2 separate regions of the Mus musculus genome follow, and region 1 is linked to region 2. The links are chromatin loops, found by intact Hi-C in ENCODE. Cell type or tissue: left cerebral cortex. All regions are shown on one strand. Links, peaks and the distances in the headings refer to the core of each region. The heading gives the core; the rest is flanking DNA. Region 1 overlaps Myo3b (myosin IIIB). Region 2 overlaps Myo3b (myosin IIIB).

Region 1 (16,367 bases), core at 5,706-13,705, 59 kb before region 2:
GTGGTGCCACCCCTGAGCTGGTGGTTTGAGGTGCTATGAGGAAGGAGACTGAGCAAGTCATGAAGAGCAAGCCAGTGCGCAGCACCCCTCCATGGCCTCTGCATCAGCTCCTGCCTCCAGGTTCCTGCCTTCTTTGCGTTCCTGCCATTATTGTCTTTGGTAATGAACAGTGCTAATGAGGTGCTAGTGAGAGAACCCCTTTCCTCCCAAAGTTGGTTTGGGTCAGAGTGTTTCATCAGAGCCGAAGAAATCCTAACTAAGACTATAGTGTTAAAAAGAAGTGAAGGACTCTAACAGTCTATGCACAGATATTTTTCTATGACCAACATTTATTGATGGCTAACACTGTAGGTAGGCAGAGCCATCCTAATCATTTATGTGTAGATTCAATCTGAAATCAAAACAACTCCCATCTTATAGAAGAGAGTTCAGAAGAATAAACAGTTAAATGACTTCTTCAGCAAGTGGCCGAGCTACAGCCCAAATCGGGCAGAGCCCATGGTTTTAATCATTGGTTTGCCCTGCCTGGTATGTGAGCATCGTTGGAAAGAAATGAGGGGGCTATTTTCCCATCTGTCCCTGCTCTCGCCTCTGTTAGTCTCTGTTTTCTCCACCTTCACTGGAAACTCACAGCTTTCGATAGATTGGCTAGTCAGCTGCAAATGACAGCTGAGAGCTTTTCCTGGTGGGTTCAGAAAGCATCTATATAGCCAACACCTGGCTAGCTGTTAAGAGGAAGTGTGAATTACACCGTGTTCCCTTTGGAATTTATTTCTGACCTCCTAAGGAAGGGGCTGTTCAACATTTTGATACGTATTTGTGAGGTTGTATTTTTTTAATGACTGCTCAAAAGAACATGAAGTACAGAATGAAACTGGAGATTACAAAGGCCCTGTGAGAAGCCTTTGCCACCTACCAGGCGTCTAACATCAAAAGAGTTGGCAAAGAGTAATTAGAGCAAGGGCCTGAGCGTGCACGGCGGCGTCATGATTTTCTAAGGGGGAAATAGGTGTTTAAAATGAGACTGGAGAACTGCACAGGCAAAAATGAGCAGAAGTATGGTGCTTGGTAAGTCCGAGAACTGGCTTCGAAGCCACTGGAGAGCAGCTCTCTGATCTAACAGAGACAGGAGAAGCTGGGTCTGACTTAACTGCTTAAGGGCCTGGATGTCTGGGTGTTTGCATCTCGTCCTCATTTTGGTAGTGTGTGTGAATGTGTGGGGCAGGCTGATGTACAGAAACTAAAGGAAAGTGGGTTTTTGGTTCTCCTGGCCTCAAGCACAAGTTTCTACTGCTTCAAAAGGCCCCAAGTCACAAGAATGGGTCTCTCTGCCTTGTCAGCTAGACACAGACACAGAAATAGCCATGGCAGTAAGAACCGATAGGAAAATGTTTGCTGCAGAAACCTGTGACAAGAGAAAAAATCAGCACAACACAGTCACCTTGACATTCCATCTCTGGTAAGTCTGGCTTTGGCTTTCTGGTTTGTAAACGGGCTTCTGCACAATACAGGGCTATCTCCGGACCTGATTTACTCTGTGTTATCTTCCTCACCTCCGGTATTCTGGATGTTCTTTTAATAATACTGGACTGGTGCTTATCTGCATCCTGGCCAGAATTTAAAAGCCAAGTAATTGCAGAGTAGGGGAGCTATGTCTGCAATTACATTCTCTCTTCCTTAAAGAGAAATTCTGCCACCCTCTGGACAGAAATCAAAGATCTGTTTCATAGAGATTCTCACAGAATAGAGTTTTAAAGACTTGCTCCCACACCCTAAAAATAAGCATCTTAAAAAAAAAAAACAACTATATGTCCTTTAAAAAGTGGGGGGGAGAAGGTTAGAGCCATGTAGAAGGAGTCCTGGCTGCTTTAGCTAGCATAAACAAAATGCATGAGAAAATAAAACTAAGATAAGTCTACGGATTCAGTAGAGAATGGGCTCAGAGGCCATCGAAACAGTCTTGAGCATTTAACATACACTCTTTCCACGGCCTGTTCGTAGAGTCCATGTTAGCTCTCCACTCTGCAATAGCCAATTAAAGACTTTTCACATAATCTCAGACATGACTGTTTTGCAGTTACATTTTATTTTATTTTATTTTGGGTTTTTGAGACAGGGTTTCTCTGTTTAGTCCTGGCTATCCTGTAGACCAGGCTAGCCTAGAATTCACAAAGATCCACCTGCCTCTGCCTTCGTTTGCCTCCTGAGTGCTAGGATTAAAGGTACGGGCCACCACTGTCCAGCTTGCAGTTAGTTACTCAGCTGAACACGAGGACCGTGAGATTTCAGCCATTTGAGAGAAACCGGTCACAGGGGTCTGAATAGGCAGTTTGTTTCTGAATCCTGCCTATTCGTCCACGGGACATGCTTAATTAAAGTCACACAAATGAAACGCTGCAAAATGCAAGGATGTGGTTGTTACAGATTAAAATGTGGGGCAAGCCCAAGCACAATCATATCATCCTTACAAACACCCAGAGAAAGAAATCAGAGTGACACGGAGAACCATACCTGGTTTTAGCAACAGGGTTTCGATGCTTCTGGTCCTGGAGCACCTTGGCCAGCTGTTTTTGCAGACACAAAACCTTGCCTTGAGTTCCTTTAATGAATGGGTGGTCCAAGAGATGGGTGACCGAAGGCCGCTTTTCAAAATCTTTAATAAGACACCTGTTTCACAAAAAAACAACAAATAATTCTAAAGTGTAACATTAGACACTCTCTGTCCCTGGGAATATAATATAGGAGAGAGGAGGGAAGAAGGCTTGGTAATGAACGTGATCATTAGCCCCGTGCAGCTCTTTCCTTTGAAATATGTATCAGAAAGTAGAAAAATTCAATGAATTGAATCAGTTAAACCATCAGAAATCTACTTTAGACTGTTGTAAGTAAATATTAAAAACTCAATTCTTTTTTTACTCTCAATTTACTGTGAAATATTTGAAACACTGGAAAAGTAGACTACTTAGGAAAGCATTTTTAAGAGAAGGGAGTTTATCTTAGGAACCTATAGAACTGTGACGTATCACCTCTACTAACCCTTTTATAGGAGTTGCTCTAACTCGGTGGAGTGGAGGGCCTGGGGGATGCATTTAGAAGCTTACAAAGAGAGAAAGGAACCTGCAAGCAACAGAGAAGCGTGCGGCCACTGGCTTCTAGTGTTTTCTGAGAGAACAGAAAGGTCTCAGAACTGAAGATGACTGGCACTGTAGTTCTGGTGAATTGCTATAGGATTATACAAAGTGGGGAGCAGAAAGTCCATGCAAAACGGTAAAAGTCGGGATCTGTTTGAGCCCCTCTGCAGTGGATTGGTTAGAGCCACCCCAGCGGAACGGCTTTCTCATTAGGACTAAATGACCTATCATCCATAGAAAACAACAACTCCACACACGGAAATCCCTAGTGAAATGGGATCTGATGAAAACCGCTCCAACCACCATTGCCTTTCTATCCCGAGTAGCTGCCCTGCATCAGAGGAGGAAGCTGCAACATCTTTCAGCTGACACAGGAGGCTCAGGATAAGCACAGAATGACCTTCTGCCCACTCCATGCCATCAACAGCTGTGGTTTGTCCCTCAGTAGCATGGCAGCAGCAACCCAAAGCCTTGGCAGGCTGTAGGAAAGTTAGCAGCCTCTGAGCACCTTTGACAGAGCATTTAAGCCCAATTCTTCACAGCAATCCCCAGTTGTCAGATACACAGGGAGCTTTTAGTTTTCACTTCAAAATGGCTTTCCCTCACCTTCTAGTCCTGAAGAATATTCTGTAACATTCCCGTTCCCCCGTCAGTCTATTGGTGGATGCCTTGCCTTGGGGGCTCCTAGAACCGGAGCTTGCAGCTAGAAAGGCCAGCGACGCCTAGAGTATCTCCAGACTGATGGCCGCAAGACTATAAATACCACCTCCACCTTGCCATGGGGAGAAATCAATCATTTGACTTTTATAGGTCCAGGGTGGTTTGTATAGCCTATAATTTTTCCTAGCAACAATACAAAATCAGGCACAGGGGCTCACAAAAGATTGCTGTTGTCTTCCCATGAGCAATCTTCCCTGGATCGCATGTTTATTCATGGGTCCGTGTAACTACTGCCAAAGGAAAACACATTTATGTCACTGCTTGCCCAGAAAAGAAGGAACTCAAGAGGGCTATCTGATTGGTAACCCTGGTGATTTCTTCCCTTCTGACTTAAGTGTGGACCATAAAAACCCCTAAAATAAAGTAGCCATGTGTCCCTTGAGGGCTGATGGAGACAGATAGATCTGGATCCTCAGAAGGAATGAGAATGGTGTTGGTAAGTCCAGGATCCACCCAAGGGCTCAACGATTACTGTTCTTACAGAGAACCCAAGATCTGATTTCAGCATGCAGATACGATGGCTCACCACTGCCTATAACTCCAGCTCCAAGGGATCTAACATCCTCTTCTGGCCTCAGCCAGCACTTTATATGCACATAAATACACACACACACACACACATACATACACATGCATACACATACCACATACAAATATGTTGTTTGTTTGTTTTTTAAGAGGAAGAAAGGAAATGATAAAATAGGCATGCTTTCCTTGCCAGGTAACTGTTACCAAGGCTTCAACACACAGACTCAGGAGCAAAGCCAAATGCAGTCTGTGACAGCATGAAAAACTCCACGGCGTGTGAAATGGGAAACGAGCAGAGTGTACCTCTAACCTTCCTCCTTGGGACAGACTTTCAGGGGAGGCCGTCAGAAGAAGCCTGCAGACAGAGTCTTTTGGGTAGCCTTAGAAATCATGTCCCTAGTGGAATGGGAAGCAGTTAAAGGTAGGATATCTATCTGTCACACGATGTTAGCATGTATAGGCGAAGGAAGTCTTCTAACAAGTGACAAGATCATCTGCTGTGTTGGAGAGGGTCTGGCTTTAAATCACAGAGTGGGTAAGAGAAAAATGCATGAATATCAAAGAGAAAGAATCAGGTGAGGAAGATTGTAACACATGAGTCTGTTCCTGTGGCGACCCAAATAAGCTACAGTGATGGGCGAGACATCCGGGAAGATGATGAGTTAGTTAGTCTTCTCAGTAAGACTGGAGTGGGTGGTACTGCACACCACGGGATCAACAGGAGAGAAGCTGAGCGTGCCTGGGAGGAATGCTAAACAGCACGATGCCACCTCCAGCTGCACAGGGAGGATTTTTAGGGGAAGGACAAGAAGACCTTGAGAACGTAGCCTTAATTCACAAACACCCCTCCACATCTCGTTCTCATGGAGGCAGCACACAAGTCTGAAAGGGAATTGTTATGATATTGACACACAGATGCAAAGGCTCTGTCTACTAGATAACGGGGCATCGTCTCATTCTATTTACTGAGCAAATACTTATTATGCCGCACCAGAATTAGATGAAATAAACTAACGCATGAACAATTATGATATTTATCCTCAAGCATTGATAGTAAATTTAATTGGAAAGATGAAAGGACCAGAGAAACAGAAAACCGTGAAAACTGGTGTTTGCTTATGTACCCAGGCAGAAAACAAATAATAGGAAAACAACACTGGACAAGGCTGTGCTTGCCTTGGGAGGTGAACAAGAGGATTACAAGTTCAAGGTCATTTTCAGAATGATATTCACTTCTGGGTCAGCCTGGACTACATGAGAGCCATAAGGATCATGATTTTCTATGTGTGTGTGTGTGTGTGTGTGTGTACATATGCATGTGTATGTTCATGTGTGCACAAGGATGTGAATATGGAGGTCAGAGGTCAACCTTAGGTGCCTTCTTCAGTTGCTCTTTATCTGATTTTTGGAAACAGGTCTCTCTGTGAACCTAGAGCTGACTGGCTAGACAGACTCCAACCTTTCCTATCCTACCACTGGTCCAGCTCTGGATGTTTGCTGTGTATCCATTTTTACACCATTCTGGGGATTCGAACTTGGGTCCTCATGTCTTTCAAGCAGGAACTTCACCAAACACAAACCATCTTCTTAAGCCCCACTTCCTTTTATGTGGGTTTTCTTTTCTTATCCTTCTCTCTCTCTTTCTCTCTCTCTCTCTCTCTCTCTCTCTCTCTCTCTCTCTCTCTCTCTTTCTTAAGTCCATGATACAACCCAAGCCTCCAAGCTGTCAACCCTCCAGCCTCACCTTCCAGAATGCATGGACTACAGGTCTGCACCATGACACCTGGACAAGATTTTTTTTTTATGCTAATCTTTTTTTTCCAATGTGAAGAACCTGAGATCAGCCCATCAGTGATGAGGCCCTGGGCCAACTCCCACAGAAGAACCCTTTATACTCTGTCTTGTTAAAAATGGCAAAGCTATTGTGTGCCATGCAATATGGTCAGGGGGTATATTGTTAGAAACCTCTAGTCAAGGAAGACTTCCTGGAGCTGGCAAGACCTAAGCCAGACTTGAGGGAAGTAGAAAGAGCTAGGTTGATGGAGAGGAGGCAGAAGGCATTTCTAATTGGGGGAAAACAGAGCAATTAGTATAGCATTTGGCACTAGATAAGAAGTGTAGTCAGAACTCTTTCACCTTGCAAGCTGCCGCTTTTGAATGCCTAAGTGTTGAGGCATGCTATGTGAAGTTCCTCACCTACCTAAGGCCTGATCTGATTGCCTTTAATAAAAATCTGACGTCCAATTCGCAGGGCAGGAAGTAGAAGGTGGGACTTCCTGGGAGAGAGAAAGGAACTCTGGGAAGAAAAGGAAGGCCCTTTATCCAGGAGCTATGAGAGGCCTGAAAGGTATAGCTAGCCACAGGGCTAGATGGTCAGGTTAACTTGGGCAAGCTAGTTGAGTGTCTGCCCAGTTAAGGCCTAAGCTTTGAAATATTAAAAGGTCTCTGGGTGGTTATTTGGGGAGCTAGCTGGTTAAGGAGTGACTGCTGCCGTATTTATTTCCAGCATTAATTAATACGTATAGAACATTAATAATCATTTTATGCCTAAGGGCAGTTATTGCCCTTCATCTGTTTACCAACTCTAACCAAGCAATAATCATTATTGTTTTTGAATAATCATTAGTGATTTTGAAGAGTGATGTCCTACTCTTCAAGATCAAGATTTTCAGCTCATCATTTTCAAGCAGACAGTTAGTGAATGAAGACAAAACTGACTAACAGAGTGGGCAGGAACCCCAGACAGCTTCTGTACACTTCTCACAAGCGAGTTCACAAACACGGGAGATTAAGAAAATCGAATATGCTTACTCATTTCAAGATTATTTGTTAAGCCAACGCAGGGCTTAAGCAGGGATGAAATGCATGGATCGCTGACCTGGGACATGGGCACCAGCCAGTGTGTTAGGTAAGTTGGGTAAAGTGCTAGTCATGGCTGGTATTCTGTTAAGGGGGGAGGGGGAGAGACTGAAAGAAGAAAGAGAAATGGCTTCCTGGTAAATAAAGTTTGGGAAACATTAGTGATCTTCTAAAACATGTAAGTTTGGGGTTTCATGATGTGTTTGAATACATTAAAGTTTATTTGTTTTAATATTTATTTGTTTGTTTGTTTGTTTGTTTGTTTTAGGTATGTGAGTACATTCTTGCTCTCTTCAGACACACCAGAAGAGGACATCAGATCCTGTTACAGATGGTTATGAGCCACCATGTGGGTGCAGGGAATTGAACTCAGGACCTTTGGAAGAGCAGTCAGTGCTCTTAACCTCTTAGCCATCTCTCCAGCCCCTAAAGAAGTTGTGTTTTTTTTTGTTGTTTTGTTTTGTTTTGTTTTTAATGAGCATTAAGAATTTTTAAAAATGACTTAATTTTGTTTGAGTCAATGTCTCCAAGCTTACTTGGCCATAGACCCTTTTTTTTTCCTTCTTTTCTTCCCTGTGTCCCTGCTGTCAGTGAACCACACACCACAGATACCATCTTGGAAATTCTGTTGTAAACTCTGATAAGTGCTGTGTTTTTAGAACAAGGTCAGAGATGAGTCCTCCCCATAGAAGACCAAGGCAAGATCCGCAAGTCCCTAACTGTCCCTGTATCTGGGACATTCATAAGCTATTACTTCCATAGAAGACAGTTTCTCAAACTGGGACACTGCTCGGCCCAAGTCAGTTCTTCTCAGAATCCTTTACTTAAGGAAAAAATAAGATTGAGCATGGGCCGACTTTGGGGAAACTAAAAAATCCCAGGTAAAATCTTCCTTCCACTGCTGTGCTTTTTTAATCTCTTAAAAAAAAAAAGTAGGTTTAGATGTGTTTTTTCTGTGGTGAGGGACCCAAAGCAAAGTATAATAAAATTGTATTTATAGCCTGAACAGTGAGAGGCCCCAGATTTACAAGGCCACAGTAGACAGTTTGAATATGATAGGAAAACCCACCAGAAGAAAAATGAAGCGGGCTGCAGCCTTGAAGGAATTCAATTCAGCACCTGATTTGAAATTCTAGTTCTTTCCATCATGTTTTCTCTGCTGAAGATTAATACTCAGAATTCATTTGTGGTCCCACATTAAACGCAGGCTGTTGCTGGTATTTGCAGTAAGCCCAAATAGGCAGAAAGCAAGATGCAAACGATGTTGGGCTGTGACACTGGGAAGCCAGGCATGGGGGTTGGGTGCATGTGCGCGCACGCGCACGCGCGCGTGTGTGTGTGTGTGTGTGTGTGTGTGTGTGTGTGTGTGTGTGTGTGCGCGATGTCCTAAGGATGCAGCTGTCCCTGTCACCTGACATTTCAGGACCAAACTCCCGGATGCCTGAACAGGGAAACCATTTACCAACAATCAAGATATACCCTTGAATAAACCCACTTGATATAGCGCAGCTGAAAAAGCAAGAACTAAAAATACCAATGAGCTTGGGAAAAAAAGAAAAACCAAGAAGAAGGCAATCCTCTCCCACACAGTGGGGCCATGCTACGTCAAAACCCACGATTTTCATCTCCTCTCACGTCTTTGTCTATATTTTGTCTCTCATACTGTCTGCTGCCTTCTTAAGGCTTGCTCCTTAGATTACGTGTCCCCATTGGTACAGGACACCCAACTGCTGTTGATCCGACCAAACATTTCCCTGCCTGGTGACTCACTTTAACTTAACGCCATGAGGCTCCTATCACTGTCACACAGAAGCCTGACTGGCAAGAGGAGAAAATCCTCCTGCGGATATGGTAATTACAGGCTAAGCTGCAGAGCACATGGTGCTCTGACTTGGAAGAAAATTTCCATTCTGGAAAACAAGACTGACAGCAATAGGCATTTTCCCACAGTGACTAATGCTGGGGGAGGGAAGGTTAGGGGTTTGAGGGAGGATATGGCATTGCTTATCGCTTATATGAATTTAGTGAACAGCCCCCTTTCTGTGTGCTAGAGTATTTAGCCACATTACATTGATGTGTTGAGGTTCTACTGTTGAGACCTGGAATTACACGCTAACCTCATGCCTGGAGTGAAGAGGTGAACCAAGTCAATAAGATACATGGCAGCAAACTCAGCCAGGCAACTGTGCAGATTTCAATCTGAGTGGAAGGGTTTGTGTCTGCTAAAGGGTAAAAGCTCTGAGAAGGCAGGAGGGGTGCTTCAAACCGGGGGGGTGGGGGGAGGGGGGTGGGGGGGGGAGTAATCTCCCTCTGAAGCAAATCTGTAATGAGAATAGAGTCTGTACAGCAGTCAGGAGATAGAAAGAGCAAATGCAATGGTTTGCATAAGAATGGCCCCTTGGCTCATATATTAAATGCTTAGTCACCAGGGAGTGGCACTCCCTGAGAAGGATTAGGAGGTGTGGCCTTGTTGAGGAAGTACATTACTGAAGGCGGGCTTTGAGGTTTTAAGAGCCCAAGCCAGGCCCTAAGGCTACCTAAGGATCCAGATGCAGAGCTCCTTGCTGCTTCTCCAGCACCAAGCTTGCCTGCATGCCACCAAGTTCCCCGCTATGATGATGAAGGGTGAACTCCCTGAAACTGTAAGCCAATTAAACGCTTTCTCTTAGAAATGTTGCCTTTGGTCATGGCATCTCTTCTCAGCAATAGAATGCTGACTAAGACAGCACAGCATTGTGGGAAGTTGGCACACGCCTTTGATCCCAGCACTTGGGAGGCAGAGGCAGGCGAATTTCTGAGTTCGAGGCCAGCCTGATCTACAGAGTGATTTTTCAGGACAGCCAGGGCTATACAGAGAAACCCTGTCTTGAAAAACCAAAAAACAAACAAACAAACAAATCTGAGATCCTCAAGCACCATTTGTCTAAGGAAACGCTGCCCCCTCCCCCAATGGGAGACACTATCATAGACAGATAACAGACAGAATCCATCTGGGAGAGGCCTGAGGAGCCATCTGAAAGTGTTAAATGAGGGAGAGCCTGCCTATAGCAGGCCAGCCAACAGCTGGGTGGGGGTGCCAATTACAAGTAAGCAGAAGTGTGTCCAAGAAAAAGCCATCGAAAGGCCTGCTGAGGGAGGTGGCTGCTTAACTATTGCTGATGACACTGCCACCTTCTGTAATGGATGTATTATTACAAGCATGGTCTCTGCTGGATGTAGTGACAGCCAAGGAAGATCTCAAAAAAAAAAAAAAAACTTACAAATTCAATTTATTATTTATTATCATTAGTGTGTGCGTGCACTATTTGGGTCCCAGGGAGGGACTGAACGCAGGCCAACAGACTCAGACAGCAAGTATCTCTACTCACTGAACTATCTCACCCAAATATCTCCCAATTTTTGTATTCTAGGGCTTAGATCATTTTCAGGGCAGTAACCTGTAAGTAAGTAAGGACAGGTCCTTAGTTACCATGTTTCTTACTACCTTAGCAGGGGGTTTTATGAAAGGCATTTTCCAATTACACTGACATTTTTTTCATATTGTGTAGTCTACAGATGATGTGAATGTGTGTACATATGACGTGCATATCTGTGTGCAAATGAACGTGCATGTGGGGGTCAAAGTCAAGCATCTTCCTTAGAAGCTCTCAAACCCACCAAATCTAGAGCTCATGGATTCAGCTAGGCTGACCCAAGGGCCAACAAGACCTAGAGGTTTCTCTTGTCTTCATGACTCCAGCACTCAGATTATGGGAGTGTAGTAGTGCTGTGCCCAGTTTTGCTTGGATATGAATTTAAGCCCTCCTGCTTGCACAGAAAGTTCTTTACTGTCTGAGTCATCACCTCATGAGATGTAGTCAGGGCATCAAAAATCACAAGCCATTACCTCATTTCATTACCATAGCAACTAAAACATAAGGTTCTTAGTCTGTTTTCAAATACCAACCTCCAGTTCAAAGGGCTAGAAAAGGCACGATCATCCTTGGAGAACTGGATCCTGGGACTGTTCACTCAGGGGACAGTGGAGCAGCTATCAACACCATTGCTTGGCACAGCTAAGGTCTCTTGCAGCTCCTTCACCAAAGCCTCTTGGGTCTTTGCAATGGCAGGAATTGGCAAAAGATCCACCAGACTTGACCAGAAGATCAGATGCCAACCATGGCTTCCTTTAGAGGTCTTTACTTAAGGTGAAAATTAAAGAAAGATTTGCTTCACCAGCCCAGGGAGATAAGAAGCACTGGAGATAGATGTGGTAGCTAACTCCACAAGATGGAGATTATAGAAAATATGAGAGTCGGGGCAAGATCATCCAGAAGCTGCCAAATTCATTTTTAAGAGACACAGCTCTCACCTTAAAGAAAAGAAAAAAGATGGCTTGTCCTGAAGTCAAATATGAGTGACCATGGCCCAGAACACAGACTCAAATTTCTCTAAATCCCATGTTCCAATGTGGTAATAGTTCCATGAAGTTTTATAATAACGAAACAAAAATCATAAGTCAAGATGCCTTTCAAATATATTGAGGGAGGCATCAGGTAGCCAACAAAGAGGGGAAGGGACTTTTCTGTAGGCCTCAGATGCTATCCAGTGACATTAGTTTTGGTGTTGAGGAGACCTAGTGGTCTATTAAGTTAATGCATTCCAAAAGGTTTCACTGATGGCCACAAGGATGTTAGTCACTCACACAGGGATGACGGCTGTTAAAGAACCAAGATAGCTGGGCAGTGGAAGCACATGCCTTTGATCTCAGCACTCAGGAAGCAGAGGTGAGTAGATCTCTTGAGTTCAAGGCCAGTCTGATCCACAAAGCAAATTCCAGGACAGCCAGGGTCAAAAAACAAAACAAAGCAAGATAACTTGTAACCGGGCCCTAGCCAGACCTGAAACATTCCAACCCTCCACAGTTATTGATGACATATAATCAGTCAATAAGCCTTTCTAGTCAACGCCTTCTGGGAACATTTGCCCACATAGGCAAAGCACTTTCTAAATAATTTGTTGATGCATTTAAATAATACATTCAGTGACAAAACTCATTATTCTTCCAAGCATGACATATTTTTTAAGATTTTTAGGACAGTGGTATGTGTTAAGTCAGTTATTGAAGACAAATACAACACTCCTGGAGCTATGTGGTGATATGTAAGCTTTACTTAGATTCACTGAGCTATTTATTGCTCTATATCATCTATATCTGTATCTATATCTATCTATATATAACAGGATTGTTGAGAGAGTAAGTAAGGCAATGGTTATACATTGCTCGCTGCAAAGCAAGCGCTCAATAAATGCTGGTTCTGTGGTCAGCCACTGTACCAAGTGGTCCTGTATGCCACTGCTTGAATGGAAGGCAGCTGATAAGCAGGAAGAGTGCCCCATAAGTGTCTCAGTCCAGAGTCCACTCTGCACCGCTGTGGTGAGATTTGAGAATGGAGAAATGAGAATACACAGAAATTTAGTTTCCTACAGTCCTAAAGACTGTTCAATCCTAGATCAAGACAGGAGAAGGTTCATGTCCAAGATGAAAATTGTTCTGATTCCAAAATGGTTTCACCAAAGAAAGGATGCTGAGTGCTCACCTCTCAGAAGGCAGTCCACTCTTGGCCCAGAAACCCTCACAGCCTGATGCCCCTGTGAGGCCCTACATATTCCTAGGGCCACATTTATAGCACCTGAATTCTGGAGACCACTGGTCTGTAACATGCGTTTTCTTTGTTGTTAAAGTCTGCTGTCTCCTAATCAATTACCTACCTAACTAAACTGGGTCAAGTATTATACAAGTCGAACTCAAGGAGTTTGGTAATTAATTCATTGCTTTCTATGGGATTCCTACTATTGAGAGCATGATCTCTATGTGAGAGTAGATGCCCTTATGCAGAATTCGCAACATTTGAGAGAAAGGGGACTTTGGGGGTCTGACAATTCAGCAAAAGCAAAACTCCTTGTTGTTTTCAAGTTCAAGTTTTTGGGTACTCTTGTCTTTGAATTGTCTGGCTCATTTCTTTGACTCAAAAATCAATTTCCATTTTGACAAACAGTCATGGTCGGTTTCTTAGTGCAGGCTTAAGTGCCCAGGGACATCGGAATTGTATTCTTTCCCTTGATCCTGCTTGCCACTCTGCCCTGACTTTAATCCATAATTCTCATTTGTATGCATTTTACGTAGGAGGGCAAGGAGTGGCTAATACTTAAGCAGTCCCTAAAATACATGGACAAACTGACTGCACAGCAATGGCAAAGGCTTGCCTAGGAATACCCAGGGTGAAGGCAAGGCCTTCCATAAGAAACATGCATCCTGGGTAATACCAACGCACACACATGAATTAGCTGACGAGATGGGCGAGGCTGACATCATGGTGCATTCATAAACATGTATGGTAGGTGTTTACTGCAAGGGGCACTATACCACGTGCTGAGAACGGAGGTACCTAGGGTCAGACACTTGCTTTCATGGAATCTGGAAACAAGTAGCTGAAAAGATGTGTCAGCAATTGTAATTGAAGGCTGAAGAGTTTAGGGCCTTCCATAACCCCAACTCTAACTGGGGTACAAGTGTATCACATGAGAGGTGATGTTCTTAAAGGACAGAGTGGGCACTGGGAGGAAGTACAAGGGACAGACAGTCAGGTGAAGGATTCAGGAGTCCCCTGTGGATTCCATGGATGTCAAATGCAGGGGTCAAGAGTAGATCTGGACACTGCAGTCCAAGGCAGGTGACAGTGAGATTCTGGCTGGGAACTGCTTTTCAGGACCCAGAAGACCTACAGAGCTTTCTACCTTTAACCAGTGAGTGGGGTGTTAAAGGCAGAAAAGACTTTAACACCCCACTGGGATAGTTTAGCAGAGGTGGCAACTAGATCTTTAGGAAACAACCTGACAACATGGAAGAAAATCAGTTGGTGGTAAGAATGGGGCTCTTTTTAGGAAGGACGTGGCTTGAACGAAGGATGTGAGAAGAGAAAGTTCGTGGTTATAACTATGGAGCATGGGGACGGGTTAACAACGTAGAAGTAGCCACTAGTGGATTCTTGAGCAAACTTAAATTTGACAGATGGACCAGCACCAGATCTCTGTGAAGATAGGGGGGAAAAAATCATCCATCTTCTACCTTCACCATCCACGGGAACCCCTCCCAAAGGACCCCAAGTCCTCGCTGTTACCATTTTCCCTAGTCTCTTTTTATCTCTCTTCCCAAGGGACCTGTCCCAGTGACAGCTAATGCCACACAGGATCTTAGCCACCTTTCCTTCTCTCTCCTTGCAGCAGAGTCTCTTGACCACTCTTTACTCTCATTACAGAACTCAAGACAGCAAGGGTGGAGGAGTCCATGAAGTGAAAGACACAACAGCAGCACAGGCTAGCCAACCTTATTTCTCAGGCTCAGCGCCTGCTCCTGAACAACCGCTGAGCTTGTCTAATGAATCAAGGGCACCGGACCAAATAATGTACAGGGAACTTGTATGCCATGGAGAGTCCCAAGCCCAAACCTGATGGCAGATCCTGCTAAAAGCCAGTAGTACTGTCAAATGCACACACCTAGCACAAAGTACAGATTACATGTAAGAAAACCAGCAAAAACTACTCTGTAGAGTTTGCAACTGCTAGTCACTATCTAGAATTTTTTTTCTGACTTATTTGTTTGAGATAGTTCTAACTGTGTAACCCTACCTAACCTGGAACTCCTATGTAGACCAGGCTAGCCTTGAACTCATAGAGATCCCCTTATGTCTGTCTTCATGCCTGACCCTATGAAAAGTGACTCCATAACACCTTTAATGAGGTATAACTCACAATCCACACAATTTAACCATTTGAAACATACAATCCAAAGGTCTTTAGTATGTTCACAGTTGTACAACCATCACTATAATCAGTGGTAGTTTATTTATTCTCAGTCACTCTCCACTTTTCTAAACCACCCCCATCCCTGGAAATTACTAATGGACTCTCAGTCTCTGTGGATTTTCCATTTTGTAATACATGCGGCTGGCTTCCTCCATGTTTCATACTTCTGGGTTCTTACAAGTCACAGCAGATGTTAGTAGATCATCATTCCTTTTCTAAAAATAATCCACCCTTGTGTGGCGCTGTCACACTTTCTTCACTTATCCATGAATAGGCTTTGAGTTATTTCTACTTTTAAACAATTAAAAACTAATGGTATAAGGAATATATGTCATTGTTTATGTGGTTGGTTACTTGGTTGGCTTTTGAGAGTAGGATCCCACTAGACTGGCATTTAATACATAATGTAGCCCAGGCTAGCCTCTAATTGTGATCTTCCTGCCTCTACCTCCTGAACATACAGTCATGTGCTACCAGTCATGTAGCATGTGCATACAGTCATGTGCTCCCATCTGCAGCTTGTTAGAAATATTCCCTTACGTGGTTTGTACGTTGTTGCATGTCTTCATCTCTTTGGGGCATATTTCTAGGAGTGGATTTTCTGTGTTGAATGATGATAACTTTTGAGTAATCTTTGGGAGCGATACCAGACTGTGTTTCAAAGCAGTTCCTTCACTTTACCTTTTCCCTAGCTAAGCCCGCGATTGATTTTTAATACTTTATCTTGTTCCAGAAATAACTAAGTGCAAAGCATGTGCTTAAATCTATAAAGATAATGTGCAATAAGGCAACATAATAATAATGTAAATCAAGGAAAAGATGATAAAGCAAAGGAGTAACTCAGGAAGAAAAATAGGAATGAAAATACCAACTGAATGACTTTCTTTGTTAAGGCTGGACATACATTTGACTCTGGGCTTCCTGGTAGACAATGTGAAAAAGGAAACATCTGTTCTATATATCTTATAATCTGTGATTTGTGAGCAGACCAGCTCCCCCTAGGATTACAATGAGACCATGAACATTGGTTGTGAGACTGAAGCAAACGCTCTTCTGGCTTTCCATAGAAATGAGTAGTGAGTGTGCAGTGTAATGCATTCAACCGTCCTGTGCTGAGCATGGCCACATAGCTTGTGGGTCCTTGGTCTTAATCTGGGGCTAACTCTACTAGAGAGTTGGTGAGCCTTTCCGGGCTTGAGCCTCTGGGTTCCCAACCTATGGAGTGCAATGCCCTACCACTAGCATCAATGGAGTCAAGGAAAGGCAGGCCAAGACTGACTCATC
Region 2 (16,367 bases), core at 3,870-11,869:
CTCCTTTGGAGGTCACATTTCAGATATCCTGCAAGGCAGATATGTACATGACAATTCTTACCAGTAACAAAATTACAGTTATAAAGTAGCAATGAAATCATTTCGCGGTTGGAGGTGGGGTGTCACCACAACATGAAGAACTGTATTAAAGGGAGGATAAGAACCATTGTGAACCAGCAGAAATTCTCAGTTGCCTGTGGTCACTGTTTGCTGTGACACCCACCCTGCCCAGGGCAAAGCCCAAATAAGAACTCAAAAGGCAAATAGCTGTCTTCAATATTAAGTTCCCTGCTCTGACACCTTGGTACAGCCACCCAGCGTCCTCATGGAGACCAGCGGTTCATAGTACTCCTCAGAGAAGCAGCTGAGAGGAAAGGGATTAGGATAAAATACACAAGGATAAAAGTATTTGGAAAACGGCCCATCTTCGGATCTCAGGCTAAACCTTCTCTAGCTTAGTCAGAGGTAAGAGAGGTTGACATGAAGATTTCAAAGCAGAGGAAACAACATGGTGGAGCATCTTTCAACAGTGTCTACCCAGGAGAGTCACATGCTGCCTCTACTCACACTCCCTGGCCAAAGCAGTTCATAGGGAAATCACCTTGCAGAGTACTGGGGGAAGAGCATCCACCCTGTGCCCACAGTGCGAAACCAGAAGATGGGCCAGCTCTCCTCACTATCGTATCTGTGCTGAAGCATCTCAGATCAAACAAGAAGTGACCATTCTCTCCAAAACCCTAGACAACAACGGGCTGTTGTATCAAATACCACAGCACTGGGACTATTCAAGACATTTCCCGCGTGGAGAAGTTACAATCTCCAACACCGTAAGCATGAACATTTTCTGATACTCAGCAAGAGCTGCTTAGGGGTTTTTGATCTTGTCAAAGACTCTACATAAACATCCCTGTGATCTAAAACTTGAGTTTTCACTTCAATGCCCTTGCTCACAATTAAAAGATTTTTGGGTCCCAATCTCTGGGAAAACAGAGGAAAATGGAAGCTAGAATGTTAGATTTCTAACTCTGGTTCTGTCATATTCTGGTTCCAAAATCTTAGTCAAGTTACTTTCTAACCCTAAGCATGGTGATGCACCCACACACCCCAAACTAAGTAGACTGACAATGACCACTGTGAGTTCGAGGCCAGCTTAAGGCTTATCTCAAGAAATAAATAAGCAAGGGGCTCGAGCTACTTCTCCCATGAGCAGAGAGTTTGTACAAGCATGAGGACCTGCGCTAGGTCCCCAAGCACCCTGTGAAAGCCAGGCATGAGCACACACAGCTGTAACCATAGCCTGGGGAAGGCAGGGAGGGTGCCAAGAACATCTAGAGAAGGTGCTGAACAGCCAGTCTAGCCAAATGACGAGCTCCAGGTTCAGTGAGACAAATAAGACCGAGAAGTGATTGAGAATGACAATAGCTAACCCCCACATGTACCCTCATGCACCCTGGTATACAAGAGCACCCCACACTTGTGCACATATGTCTATCTCATACACACAGAAAGACAAACAAATTGAGTTACTCTTTGGCCTCAGGTGTCTTCTCAACTGGGGGTATTCACACCACCCTCCCAGGGTGTTTGAAGAGATTGGCTGCATAGCATCATATAAAGTACCCAGAGTAGCAAGAGGCACATTAGCAAGTATCCACTAAATGCTCATTCTTTATGTGTCTTTTTTTTGGGGGGGGGGGGGCTGGAAAAAAGAAATTTTCCGGTAGGTTCTTTTGAGGACCACAGTCACAGAGAAGCAACAGGAAGGAGCACACCCATCAAAGATGAAGTGTGAGTCTTCCTCCACAGGTCTGTTTGCTTCCTCAACCAGGCAAGCATTTACCACTCTCTCCTCCTTTCAGGATCTCTCCAGACCTCTGGCTCCAGATGCAGTCATGGCACCATCCCTTCCTTCCCCTGTGAACTCATATCCACGATGGACAACACAGACATAACTGATAAGAGCATAGTGGGTCCAAGCCTGAGAAACACCATCCCAGGCACACAGTAGGAGAGCACGGGGCAGCCTGTCAGCACCACCCACCCACAGCTCCCAGGCCAAGTTCTCTATGCTTCCTATTTTATCCTTACATGTTGAATGGCTTGCTGAAGAAATTATCTGTCTTGTTAAGATGGAAACAGCCCTGAGGGGAGAGCCACATTAGTCTTACTTCCTCCCAGAGATGTGCTCTGGATGGAATCTTAGTAAGCCACCCTCGGGCTCTCATCCCTTTCCCTGCCACAAGGCCTAATAGTCCAGCATCTGAGATGTGTCATTAGGATCATCCATTGGCCAGCTAGGATCCAATTGTCAATTAGTTTTTTAATTAATTGATTAATCAGAAAACTCTAATTAGAAGAATTTTCCAGAGAAACATCCTTGGAATATATGGTCATATACATGTGTGTATATTTATGTATGTGTGTATACATATGTATACACACATATGTATACATATGTATGCATATAAATATACACATATAAATGCACACATACATAAGCCTTAACTGAAACTATAACACCCTCTGAATAATACCAGCAGGACACAGTTATCATTACTTCCTGTCCTAAATGTCTTCTCTCCACTTGTTCTTTGGTTTCATGATGGTACCCGTGACAGGCCGGTGTTCCCTAAATGCTAAGTCTATTCTCAGCTATCCCTGCTGACCTACCACTGCGCCCATCAAGAGAGGCGATTAACTCTCCTGCAAGCAATTTTAACATTCATCAAATTGATAATGGCAAGAAACAAATTGGAGCTTTTCAGTGTTTTACTAAGTGTGCTTGCTAATTCCTTATTACACTCTATATTTCTGGAGACGATTTCTATACATAAACCAAGCTGAAAAGAAAAGTGCTCTTTGCTGCAAAAATAAAAGAACAAGTGCAGGCTGCCTGCCACCCTGGGGATAATCGCAACCACATTAAAATGCAGCCAGCAGCTCATCTCTCTTCTTTCCTCTCTATAAGTCAGTAAATTAATTCCTTTATAGATATGAACATCAATATTCTATTTTTGTAAAAGTGCCTTTTTCAATTACTTCCTGGGAAAAACAGAGTTACTATGGCAATGTCTGAATTTTGCACGCCACAGCTTTAGACTACCACTGTTTTACGAACGGGAAGCTATAATTTAGCTCAATTCATTCTAAAAAAGGTATACGGAGAACGCCCACACATTCTCAGACGTTGGTGGCAGCAATTTGGTGTGTGTGTCTGTTTCCCATGTCTATAAAATATGGTCAGGTAGTAGGAAAAGAATCTTTTTCTAAGGTGAAGTTTTTTGGTCCAGCCCCTATTGAGGTGCCTGGGTCACAGTGGATGGTAAATGAAGGTTGATGAAGCTGTGCTGTCATCTTCTTGTGACTGTCCTCCAAGGCTACTTCCTATGAGTAATCACACTGAATACATGAAGGGGAGGAACTCATGAAAGGGTTTGGTGGGCTCATGGCCCACAACAACTCTCACACTGTTACAGGCTGTGTCCTGTGGCATATTTGATCAGGACAGCAGCCACCTCCTAAGCCCACAGCAAGTCATTCTGTAGTTTCCAATCCCCAGATAAAGAGACTCGTCACTCACTGCTTTGATGTGGAGAAAACTAAGCAATTCCTTCTGAAGAGTCCATCTGAGCACTCTTCTTACATTGGCTCACTGGGTGGGTCTGTACTCCCAGCCGCCAGCACGGATAGACACATTGGCTCACTGGGTGGGTCTGTACCCCCAGCCGCCAGCACGGATAGACAAGTAACATCAAACCAAAATTCAGATTTCAATTCCAGCTTCCACGTGGACAGGTTTTGACCACCTACTGCACCTTGCAACAGTGTCTGTCTTTCTTTTCACGATTACCGAGTCTTTCAGCTAAACTTTACATTCACACTCTTCATCCACACAGCATCCAACACTCTGCTTATGAGGGTAAGAACTTGAAGGCCAAAAATCCTCCTTGGAAAGACCTTCTACCTCAGATGCCATCTTACAAGTGGTATTTATCGGGAGCCATGAGTGATATGCCAGACCTTGCCATTCATCATTAAAGGATCCACGACTCTTTCAAGCACCCATGAAACTTCCTTCTTCAGAAACTGAGTATGGACTGGGTCACAATAAACAGTGTGAAATTGAATTAGCATAAACCTCAGTGTGTGGCCACAACAAAATTCAACTTTCAAAAAAAAAATTATAGCAAACCGTCTGTTTGAAAGAGCAAGGCTAACACTGTCGGTCAGGAGTAAGTATGATAATGGAAACGGGGAGCCTCACAGAACAGACTTGCACCAAAAATAAACACAGTTGAAATCAGCTTTTAGTTGTAGTTTGATAGTATGTTATCTCTATGTATATATGGGGCAAAGGAGAATGATTGAGCTGTCTTCTACATAAGGTTGGAGTCACAGGCAGAAGAATCACAAGTCGCTTAAGGAAAAGAGCATGCAGGAAATTTTACTACGCATAAAAGTTAATGAAGTAGAAACAAAGAAATAACAGGATTGATTGAACCAAAAACCATTTATTTGAAGGCCAAGGGGCCTTGTTTCTAGGCAAAATGAAGGAAATTCATTCCACCTTACTCCCCTAATCAACACAGGTACAAACTTTGGGGGGTGATACAGCAAAAAGAACTTTGGAAAGACTCGGGACTGTAGGAGACAGAATAAAATCCAAGTAGCCCTTAAACAACGATGTATTTATTTCTTCCTCTCCACGACCCCCATCCTGCTGTCAAGCAGCCTGATCCCAGAAACGGACACTGTCGTGAGCAACAAAGTTCTAGAAGAAATTCATGGTTCAGAGTGAGAAGCAAAAAAATGGGTTTCCAGACTGCCCTCTGCCTTAGCGCTCCAGGGGGTTCTCAGAAGCTCTGTGCATCAAAGGTGAGGCAAACTCTGCTATTTTCTCTCTATCTCCAACCATTTGTTCCTAGACTGCTCTGAGGCAGATGTGGAAAGTGTGTAGCAAAGCAAAGCAAACAAACTCCCAAACTGCTGGCTGGAAGACCGGAAGGGGAACTTGGGAAAAATAGACAGCACCTTGGAGATTACAGAGAGACGAACCTGTAAGACCAGCCCCGTAGCACTGTATATTACCTCATTGCCTCAAACAGTATTACCATCAAATGCCAGAGAATCGTTCTCATGAGATGACAAGTGAGCAGAGCCTGCTACCCTGGCCTTTTCCACATAACACACTGTATGAACATTTTAGAATCAATGGGCAAAACCACCACTTATGACAGTGGTAACAAAAATTATCTATTAAATTAAGTTTTCTAATGTGCATTTTTTTTTTCAATAAAGGAAGTAAAAATTCAAACCGAAGGACATAAATAGAGAACAACTGAAGGAAGCCTGTGCCATTTTGATTTGTGGAAAGTTTTATATAGTAAAGAAGTTTAATGACCCAGTTACCCTGTATGTAATTCCAAACAGACTCACAGTAAGATAGAATTTTATACACTGTTTCTTAATTTCATATGAAAAACTAAATGGGCAAAAAAGCCATAATTTGTGGGAGGAGGAGGAAGAGGAAGACTTCGACTTGCCTAGGCACAAATGGGAAACACCCTAGATACCAGAGTGCAGCCACAGTAAAGGCCACTTGTCCTCGTACTGACCCAGCAAGATCCACGGCCAGTGTAGAACCATCAGCACTTGTTCATGCCTCGAGCCTCAGGGTCATCAGTACTAAGAGGCTCTTCATCAACAGAGCAACCAAGAGCTATGATCTGAGGCAGTTCAGTAAGAGAGCAATGGAAGGACACAGCCTGTCCTCAGAGTCACTGACACTCCACTCTGGAAGCTCTGCTCTCCTGTCCTCAAACGTGGCCCGCACTCCATAATTTGGCTGATTAAAAATAACTCGTTTTACATTACCAAGAACTATTATTTAAGCATAATATTTTAAATTGTGTGATATTCCCACTGGATCTGTAAAGGCAATGGAACTAAATACAAGGACAGGAAAAAGACCTACATATAAGTAAAAGCTAGATCATATAGAAGACCTGGCATCACTGGGTTAGTTTACAGAGTCAATAAATAATATTACAACAACTTATTTATATTTATATATTTAAAATACTTAGACTTATTCCTTGCATTATATATATTTTTAAATTGTAAATGAACTAGACCTTCAATAAGAGAACCAAAATCTTAATGCTTGCAGAAAAACTTTGACCTAGATAATGACTTCTACAGTAGGAAAAGCAAAATCAAAGACAAAAGCAATGGGGAACTTGACAGTCCAACCCTTAAAGGCATTCACATTACCACATTAGAAGACAGGATACAGCTTGAGAGAAGATATTTGCAACCCAGAAAAAAAGTGAAGTCCAGAGTATACAAGATCTCCCTGTATAGTAATGAAGCTCCCACCCCAAACCTCTTTGGAATGTACGTTGGTGTTGACTGAGTATGTTGGCACAGCTGTTGTACTTCTGAGTCAGGACCCCCTCCAGGGGAATCCTTGTGCATGTCTGGAGACTGAGACAGAAAAATCATAACTCAGGCCAATCATAACACTGTAGTCCAGCACAGTGAATTCAAGGACAGCCTGGACAACTTCGTAAGATCGTGTCTCAGAATAAAGATAAGGAAAGGGCTGGAGGCAGGGTGGCTCTATTTCTCTGTGTGCCAAGTAGACACATATACACAGTTGATGCATTCACAGTTGACATATACACACAGTGTATGCATTCACAGTAGACACATAAACACAGTATATCCACTCACAGTAGACACAGACACACAGTATATGCACTCACAGTAGACACAGACACACAGTATATGCACTCACAGTAGACACAGACACACAGTCTTTTTATTCACAGTGGACACATACACACAGTGTATACACTCATAGTAGGCATAGACATATACATCACAACTGTCACCATTACATACTTTCCACTGACTCCTAAATGAATTCTTGCTTATTTCTAGGTTAGAACAACTGTTCAATTACTTCCCTCATGGACTTAGGATAGATATATGGCACAGAACTTTTTCCACTCTGGACCAACAAGGAGCCATCATTATGGTCTTTGTTTCATGGATACTGCTGCAGCATTGCCCAGATGCACAGCTGAACCTTTGAGCATCTCTGTCTTCACATACTTGCTTCTTCATCCACTCAGACAGTACAACCGAGCCAGGACAACCTGAGACTCTAAATGCAATGTGCCTCTGTACCTGTCATTTTCCATTTAGGACCACCATTGCCTGCCACCAGCCTTCTGACATTTACTTCTGCACAGAGCACTGTCCTGAAAATTTCAGGCAATTGAAAGCCTGAAAAGATCACTGCTAGAGAGGCTAGAAAGACGGACATAAGACCCGGTTTCAATCTCCAATACCTCACAGAAGCCTGTAACTACAGTCCCAGGGGATCCAACCCTTCTTGTGTCTTCCCTGGGCACCAGGAACATATATATGTAATAAATAAACCTTTAAACAATGTATTGCCTGTGAGGGGCTGGGGTTGTAATTCAATTGTAGAGAGCTGGCCTAACATGCTCAAGGCCCACGGTTTGGCTCAGCACCACAAAAACAAACAAACAAACAAAACAAAACAAAATAACAAGACTGCCCCATAGCCTTAGGGAAGTTAGTTTTAGGAGTGATCCAGGCAGTGTGATTTATGAAGGACCAAATGACTTTCTTCTGTCTCCCTTCCATTGCTGAGGCTCCGCCCCATGACTGCTGCTCAAAGCAAAGAAGAGAGTCTACCAAGAAGGAGCATCACACAATCTAAACACTATGACAAATACTCTTTCACTTTCATACTGAGGGCATTTGAAATCATTCTTAATAGCTTCAAAAAACCAAAGCTGTTGCAAAAAATAGATCTGCGCTATCTGGATTCCAAAGGGCTGTTGCGTAAGGGAAATGGGATGGAGAGGAGAAGGGATTCTGAGCATAATCTGTTCCTACATCCTGGCTGCATTTAGGACGATGACATTCTTAAAATTGCAAGCAGGGAAACCTACTCTGGTTACCTTGGTGATAAACTGCGGGTAAAAATTACACATAATTGCTGCTGATGTCACTACTGCCATTTTGTCTCCAAGACTACAGATTGTCTCCAAATAATTGTAATGCTCTGTGCACTGGAAGCCCACTATGGAGCAAAAAAAAAAAAAAAAAAAAAAGCTTAATACTGCAGTTATTCTCTCCAAATCTAGCTAATAAACCATTTGAGAACTCTCGGGGACTTGGAATAATTACAGAGATAAATGGGGATTGAAAATGCCTCTCTCTTAACCTATTCTAGATACAAACATAATTTGAAAACGCTAATATAGAGAAAAGTTAGCTTGTATTAGACATACCAGGAAATTTTCTTCTGGAATACATTTTACCTAGAATGCTGGCGTCTGGGGGAGGGGCAGCAGACTGTAGAATATTTGTGGATCCATTCTGCTTAGAAAGCAGCTGATCACTACAGCTAACTGTTGATGGTGGGACCCCCCCCCCCCCAAAGCTTTTAGTCTCTGGAAAATACTCCGGGGCAATATTTACTTTATTGAGTTTTAATTTTCAGTTTACATGAGAAGAAGAAATTTCTAGTCCCCCAACACAATTATATTTAAATTGCCAGCCCCAAAGAGGCTTCCTACAACAGCCATTCTTTTTTTTTTTTTTTTCTGTTTTTTTTTTCCATTTTTTATTAGGTATTTAACTCATTTACATTTCCAATGCTATACCAAAAGTCCCCCATATCCACCCACCCCCACTCCCCTGCCCACCCACTCCCCCTTTTTGGCCCTGGTGTTCCCCTGTACTGGGGCATATAAAGTTTGCAAATCCAATGGGCCTCTCTTTCCAGTGATGGCCGACTAGGCCATCTTTTGATATATATGCAGCTAGAGTCAAGAGCTCCGGGGTACTGGTTAGTTCATAATGTTGTTCCACCTATAGGGTTGCAGATCCCTTTAGCTCCTTGGCTACTTTCTCTAGCTCCTCCATTGGGAGCCCTATGATCCATCCATTAGCTGACTGTGAGCATCCACTTCTGTGTTTGCTAGGCCCCGGCATAGTCTCACAAGAGACAGCTACATCTGGGTCCTTTCAATAAAATCTTGCTAGTGTATGCAATGGTGTCAGCGTTTGGATGCTGATTATGGGGTGGATCCCTAAAGGATGGACCATGTAGAGACTGCCATATCCAGGGATCCACCCCATAATCAGCATACAACAGCCATTCTTAAAGGGCAGCTTTCCCTCTGACCTCCTTTCATTTGCAAAGGCAGCAAAGCGCCCGGTGTGATCTCCCGAGCCACTCCCCGCCATTTTACAGTTTGCAAACTTCAAGATTCTTGGAAAACCAGCAATTCGTGGCTTTTGATCCAGTGATTTTTAGTATGGCCTATGAGACGGCCACAGCTGTGGTTAGTGAAAGACACCAAGATGGTCCAGTTTCTTGGGAAAGCCTGCATTACACTCCGAGGACACGGAGCGATGAGTTAATGAATAGTCACAACCTCTAGACAAGAGCCTGAGTCCTTCAAACCTGGCTTGGAGGTGCAGCTGGAGCCCCGAAGTTCACATTCCACCTTTCTCACGCTCACTTGCTGAGGGGGGGAGGGGTGGGAGGAGGGGAAGGGAGAGGTGTCCTGGAAGCCCTAGTGCTGCAGCAATTTGACGACAGTCTCCCAACACTGACCTTGTCATTTTCCACTAAAGTAAAACAGAGCCAGCCAACTGACCAATTGGATCTGAATGATAACATTCATGATTGGGGCCCATTCACCAATAGTCCATACAAGAGCCCACACCTGGGGGAGGGGAGCTCACTAAATAATCCCTGCTCCTTTAGCCTGGAATATATTGAAACCAGAAGTGAGAATAATAATCTAAGTCAGAGAATAAACTGCAAAATAAAAAGTGTCCTTCAGCCCCACGGGGCCCTGATTCCTTTGCTGCTGGTGACATTTAGGTAGAATATCGAATCTCCCAATGGGAGTAGAGATCAAAGGATTATGTTTACAAGAACGGTAACTGGTTGTACTGGACAGGCTTTCTGTCTACCTGTGAGGACTGAATTTTCAGTGTTTCCACCTGCCTCTATGGCAGCCATCATTCCTGGCTCTAATAAAGATGTAAGGATTTACTTTTGTGCTTCCACTAATTGGTCAAAATGTGCTTGACCACAAATTTACAGCCTAGTTATAACACCTAACTGTATAATTTAGATGGCAGGATTCTTAAGCCCCAGGGTTTGACATATTATATTTCATGTTTTCTCGTTTACCAAACTCTACTTTGGGAGCTCTTGGACTGTCAGTAAGCATACAAATTTTGCAGAATTGCTCTTTAGGGCCTCATGACACCTGACTTAGTACATTTTGGGTTTTTTGAAGAAGTGGCCTATGAATAGCAGGTCCAGTCACGTTGCTGCAAAGTGCTCTAAATGACCCGTTTGTGTGCCACTTCAATGGGCCATGCTGGAATTAATTCACTTGTGATTTGACCCCATGTTGGTTTCCAGACAACCCATCATGGCTGTAAGCCTCCCTGGGTGGCAGTGTAGACTGGTGGGAGACCCACAACAGCACTCTACTTATTTGTCTAGCTTGAATATCACTCTGTAGCACAAGATTCATGAGTGATCTATGAATGATCCCTTCTGAGAAATGTCACTGGCAGCATGGAAAAATACAGCACTGCAGAGAGGCAAGCCAAAGCCACTCGGTTACTGCAGAGAGGACAGCAGCTTAGATTTAGTGAAGTTTACAAACTTCTACCATTAAAGAGAAGCATAAAGGACAGAATATTTAAAGACCCACATCCACTATAATTGCGTGTGCTGTAGCTATACGCAGAGGCACTGGGCCGTTTGCTTCTGCTCTATATTTTTCCTATGCTACCAAAGCAGAAACACTATTATCAACCATGAAAACATCTTCTATGTATCCTCCGTAAAGGATAAAAGAGTTCCTTAGTAAAGAAACGAGTTTCAGAAGTCAACCCAGAGAGCAATAAAGCCATCTGTGCCCTGACAACATGTCTCCTTTATAAGTTCCAGAGATTTACTTTTTAAGTCAATGGCTAAATAAATAGGTATGCACTGGGACCACTGCACTTCAGTAGCAAGAAGAGTTGGTGTGTAGTTAATTGTCTTGGTTAGGGTTTCTATTGCCGTGATAAAGCACCAGGACCGGAAGCAACTGGAGGGGAGGGGCTTATTTCAGTTTTCATTTCCACAACATGCTCCCTCATCGAAGGAAGTCAGGGCAGGGACCTGGAGGCAGGAACTGAGGATGAAGCCACAGAGGGACACCTTGGACTAGCTTCTTCCTCATGGCTTGCTTTCTTACATCATCCAGGGCCACCAGCCTGGGGGTAGCACGACCCACAAGGCACTGCGCCCTCTCGCGTTAAATAAGAAAATGTCAGGCAGGCTTGCCCACAGGCCAGGCTGGCGGGGCTAGTTGCTCAGGTGAGGTTTCTTCTTTCCACGTGGCTCTAGGTTGTTGTGTCAAGCTGATGAAAAGCTGACCAGGATACCAATATATGGGTCAGTTGGCGCAAACACAAACGAGGCGTCCAAAGGACCCTAGTTTTGTGTCTTTCTAGAATAAATTAAAAACTGAATCCAACCACATAGCGTTTAGGACACTGACAAAATGAAATAAGTCACAGTAACAGAAATGATAGCATTAACTCAAGATTCAGTGTGAGGATGTGGGAGAGAAAGAGAGAGCACCTAGAAACTGGGTGAATGGCAATGCTGTCTTAGACTTCAGAAGTCCACCAGGCCTATTTATATTATTTAAACTAGGGTATCCCAAAGGCATTTGATCCTAGCAACCTTCCTAAGCTGGCTGTTGTTGGTTTCAGACTGTTTAAACATCCTACAGACCAGCATTTAAGTCTGGGAAATGCCTCTTTAGCACAACATAGTCAATACTGTTTAAAGCTCTCCAATCAAAAAGCTAATGGTTAAATGGTAACATTCATTGCTGGCCTTGCAGAAAACGAAGCTCAAGAGTGCAGATGTCTTTTGAACACAATTTTTGACTTTATGTACGTGGAACCAGAAAGTAGAGGATACCTGGCGACATTTTGAACACCAATCACAGCAAAAAGCATACCATTTCCTACAGTCAGCATCCACACTGTTAAGGTCATACGACTTGAAAAGGGAATACTGGGTGAAGCTTTGCATTTGAAAGTGTTGAGAGTCTTTGTGCTGGTAAGTTTTGTTTGTCTGTTTGTTTGTTTACTTGCTTGCTTGCTTGTTTTGTCAACTTGACATAAACCAGGGACATCTAGGAGGAGGGAACTTCAGTTGAGATAAAGGCCTAATCACTGTCCAGTGAACAAGTCTAGGGGCATTTTCTTGATTAATGATTGGGAGGGGGGTCAGATCACTGTGGGCAGATGGTCCTGGGGGTGCTGGTATACATATATATATACATATATATAAGCAAACTGAGAGCTGGAGAGTTTACTCAGTGGTTGAGAGCACTGATTGCTTTTGCAGAGGAGCAAGGTTCAATTCCCAGCTTCCAGAAGGCAGCTCACAACTGGCTATATGCAACCCCAGTTCCAGTGAATATGATGCCTTCCTCTCACCGCCTCAGGAACCGGACACTCACGTGATGCACATACATACATACATGCAGGCAAACACTCATACACCTAAAATAATAAAATAAAGAAGTCTAAAAAAGAAAATAAAAGCAAACTGAGCAATCTATGCAAAGCAAGCCAATAAGAAGCATTCCTCTATGGCCTCTGCCTCATTTTCTGCCTCCAAATTTCTGCCAGGTTTAAGCTCTTGCCTTGGCTTTCTTCATGGATGGACTGTGACATGGAGGCCATGAAAGCCACATGAACCCTTTTCTCCCCTAGGTGACTTCGGTCATGGTGTTCATCAGAGTAATAGAAACCTGACTAAGACAATGTTATAAAGAAAATCTTACTTTACTCTGCTTTCTTCTTAAATTGATTTCTTTTGAGGGCATGTCTATTGAGTCATAATTTAATATGGTTTTTTAAAAATCACCTTTTCAAATCCTTTTTAGATATAGAGGTCTATGAATTTTGACAAACATACACAGTTATGTAACTGCAACCAGAATCAAGACCTAAAACATACCTGTCACTTCCAACAGTTGTCCTGGCCTCTCTGTAGTCAACCCCCAAGGCACCCATGCCTTTCAGAGATATTGGGCTTTCTACTTGCTTTTCGATAAGGTCTTTGAATATAGGCCTGAGCTGGTTTTGAACACACTACATAGCCCAGGCTGGCCTCAGACTCTAACCCTGTCGCCTCAGCTCCCGCTCCCAATCCCCAGTACTGGAATTACCCATGTATATCAAGACACTCCGTTTGCCTTTCCAGTTCTGATTCTACAGCGTAACTTCCTGGTTGCTCCGGTATCCACAAATCACTGCAGTGCCTGCTAAACCTGGCTGTACCCAACTGAGAATAGCAGGTGCCTGGATCTTCCCTCAGAAAGCCCTAAGGGGTGTGCTGGGCAAAGCTCTCCTGGTTACACTGAAAGAAACCTGCCTCAAAAAACCTAAGTAAAAGGAGTCTTATTCAACATGGCCCAGCAGCACAGGGCTGTAGGGCCAGATATTTGGGAAGCTAAGTCAGGCAACCTACAAGTTCAGGGTCTGTTGGGGCTATGGAGTGAGTTCAAAGCTATCCTGGGCAACTTCATGAAATACTAAAATGGAAAATAAAACACAAGTCAGGGGGAAAATTCAAAGGTATAGCCCATGCATAGCACATGCAAGGCCATAGACTCAATTTCCAATATATCAAAAAGGCTCTTTAAAGCATTTTACTTGTAAACTGATATATAATAAAACAGAGTTACATTCAGACAGGCCTCAAGTAAACAAGGCTGGGAGGATAAAGAGGAAGCCAGGATGCAGGATTATCTCTGTGGCCATTATTATCTCACTAGTTCCTAAAGTCTTCTTACCCTCCCTCCCTCATCCCTCTTGGCTCTTTAGTTTCTCTACTTATCCATATTGACTGATATCTACTATGACCATCTCAGAGCAAACTCTTCAGGTCACAAGCACTAATTGGCTCACTCTTTCAGTCAAAATCTCCAGATCTAAGCAGGTTTGTTGGCTTACCAACAAGATCTGTGACTTTGCCAGCTGCCTCGCCCACCTCCATTAAAGCAGGTTTATGAGGCCTAGAAAATTGGGGTCATTTTGATTATGGCAATGTCTGACTTTTCAGTGGGCCAGACAATTGTTTCAAAAAGGGTTTTGTGCACAAATATGCCTCATCCTGTTTCAGAGGATTAAAGAGAATCTCACAGAGGAGGTGGCCCGGAAACTAGGCTCTGAAGGACAGTCATCGTGAGGACAGCGGCAGCATCCCAGGGGTAATTGTGAGAGGTAGAGTGGATGACAGCAGGGAGAGGTGTGGATCGCAGACTGAAGAGACCGTGTATACAATGCATGCAGTATATGCAGTATATAGAGTGTGTGCAATATATACAGTATATGCACCATATACAATGTGTACAATGCGTACAGTGTATACAGTGTGTGCAGTGTATGCTGTCTATACAGTGTATACACTATGTGCACTATATATGGTGTGTGACATGTACAGTGGTGCAGTGCATATAGTGTGTGCAGTGTATATAGTGTGAGCAGTGTATACAGCATATGCAGTGTATGCAGTGTATAGAGTGTGTGCAATATATACAGTGTGAGCAGTGAATACAGTGTGTACAGCATATGCAGTGTGAGCAGTGCATGCAGTGTATACAGTGTGTGCAGTGTATACAATGTGTGCAGCATGTACAGTGTGTGGCATGTACTGTGGTGAAGTATGTACAATCTGTGCAATGTGTGCAGTGTGTGCAGTGTGTGCAGTGTATATATAGTGTATACAGTGTGAGCAGTGTATGCAGTATATAACGTATATACAGTGTATCATGTACAGTAGTGCAGTGTATGCAGTTTGAGCAGTGTACATAGTGTGTGCAGTATATGCAGTGTGTGCAGTGTATATAGTGTATAACAGGAAGAACTAAACAGGCATGCTTTGTGTAGGGAGCTTTACTTCATATGGCTGGAGAGTCAAAGGCATCTGGACAGAATCAAAAGAAAAGAAGACTGTGGTGGACTAGAGGCTAGAGAATGGAATCTGGATTTCTACCTGCAGGCAATCATGGGCCATGCTGGGATTTGAGAAAAGATGTGTGACCTGTTAGGATAATGTACAGCAGCGACTCTGGGTTCCAGAATTCTCAAATGCCATTTTTACCTCCAGTCCCTAAAGAAATGTGCAGAAGGGTTGCTCCAGGTTCAGTAATCCTTAATTATTAGCTGGGGCTTTGAACTCCATCTACTGCATGTTTTCTTTAACAAAATGGGCTTAATTTAGAGTAGCAGTTTTCAACCTGATGGTCAAGACACCTTTGACGATCACATCTCAGATTTACAATTCATAACAGTAGCAAAACTACATGAATAGAGTAGCAATAAAAATAATTTTATGTTTGGAGATCAGCATAACCTATTGTAACAGGAAGTCGTAGGAAGGCTGAGAACTGCTGTGAGAATCCCTTTGCCTCAGCTCCAAGCAGCCTTCAGACCTACAAAAAAAAAAAAAAAAAAAAAAAAAAAAAAAGCAGGATTCTTTGGATCCTTGCTACAGGCCCTTTTCAGTCCTGGCCCTCCTGATCTTACATCTCAGATGCCAAGTACAGTAAGTCTCAAAGGGAACTGGATACATCACACCAACCCCACCTATAGTGAGAGAAAGAGGAGTGAACCATTTGCTTAATACCCTCTCTCCTACTGGTTCCCACCTACACCCCATCATTATGTGGTCCACTGTATCAGCCTTCCATATGGATGAGCACAGTAAGTGGAGGAACACGGGCTTCGTGGTACGTCTAAATGTTCTACTGGCGATGAGATGAAGTTGGAGTTTCATTAAGATCAAGAGTGATGGAGAATGGATGGGAAAGGTCGCCTCTTGAAGGGCAGAGACTAGTGGGGGACACTGATGGTTAACTGGGACTGATGAGGGACTACACTGCGCAGTACTCTCAATCATGAGGGAAGAAGGTGCCCACAGAGCACCAGCTCCTACTCACAGAGGTTCTGATTCGTCACGTCAATAGGGTTTTCTTTTCTTTATGTTCTGCTTTGCATTCTTTTTGTTCTTGTTGTTGGTTGTTTGTTGTTGTTGTTGTTGTCACTGAGTCAGGGTCTCACACTATACCCTGGGTTGCTCTGGAGTTCACTAGGTAGCTAGGTTGATCTAAAATTCTTTATCCTCCTGCTTCTGCCTCCTCAGTGTTGGGCCTTACAGGATTGAGCCACTGTGCTAGGCTAAGACATTTGATTTTCCTAGCATAAATTCAAGA

The links. Hi-C counts contacts between places; a loop is a spot of excess contacts. Peaks named below come from ENCODE experiments on the same cell type or tissue, not always from the same donor. Only the 100,000 strongest peaks of a DNase experiment are listed, where the experiment ranks them.
Region 1: a loop joins it to region 2, with 7 times the contacts of the local background. A loop is called at or near these places in 6 of 42 quality-filtered maps.

Annotation. Positions count from the first base shown.
Region 1 is chr2:70,203,315-70,219,681 of GRCm38, reverse strand. Myo3b (myosin IIIB) reads right to left here. Exons shown (of 35, transcript NM_177376.4): 10 at 2,512-2,667. Among named protein-coding and RNA genes, the nearest start is that of Myo3b, 170 kb to the right of the region's middle. In left cerebral cortex, for the core only: a CTCF peak has its summit at 9,312; DNase peaks (open chromatin) are centred at 7,150, 8,950 and 11,091; H3K27ac peaks cover 1,163 bases.
Region 2 is chr2:70,142,196-70,158,562 of GRCm38, reverse strand. All of the region lies in intron 8 of Myo3b (myosin IIIB), which reads right to left. Among named protein-coding and RNA genes, the nearest start is that of Myo3b, 110 kb to the right of the region's middle. In left cerebral cortex, for the core only: a CTCF peak has its summit at 11,389; DNase peaks (open chromatin) are centred at 6,435 and 7,943; H3K27ac peaks cover 1,272 bases.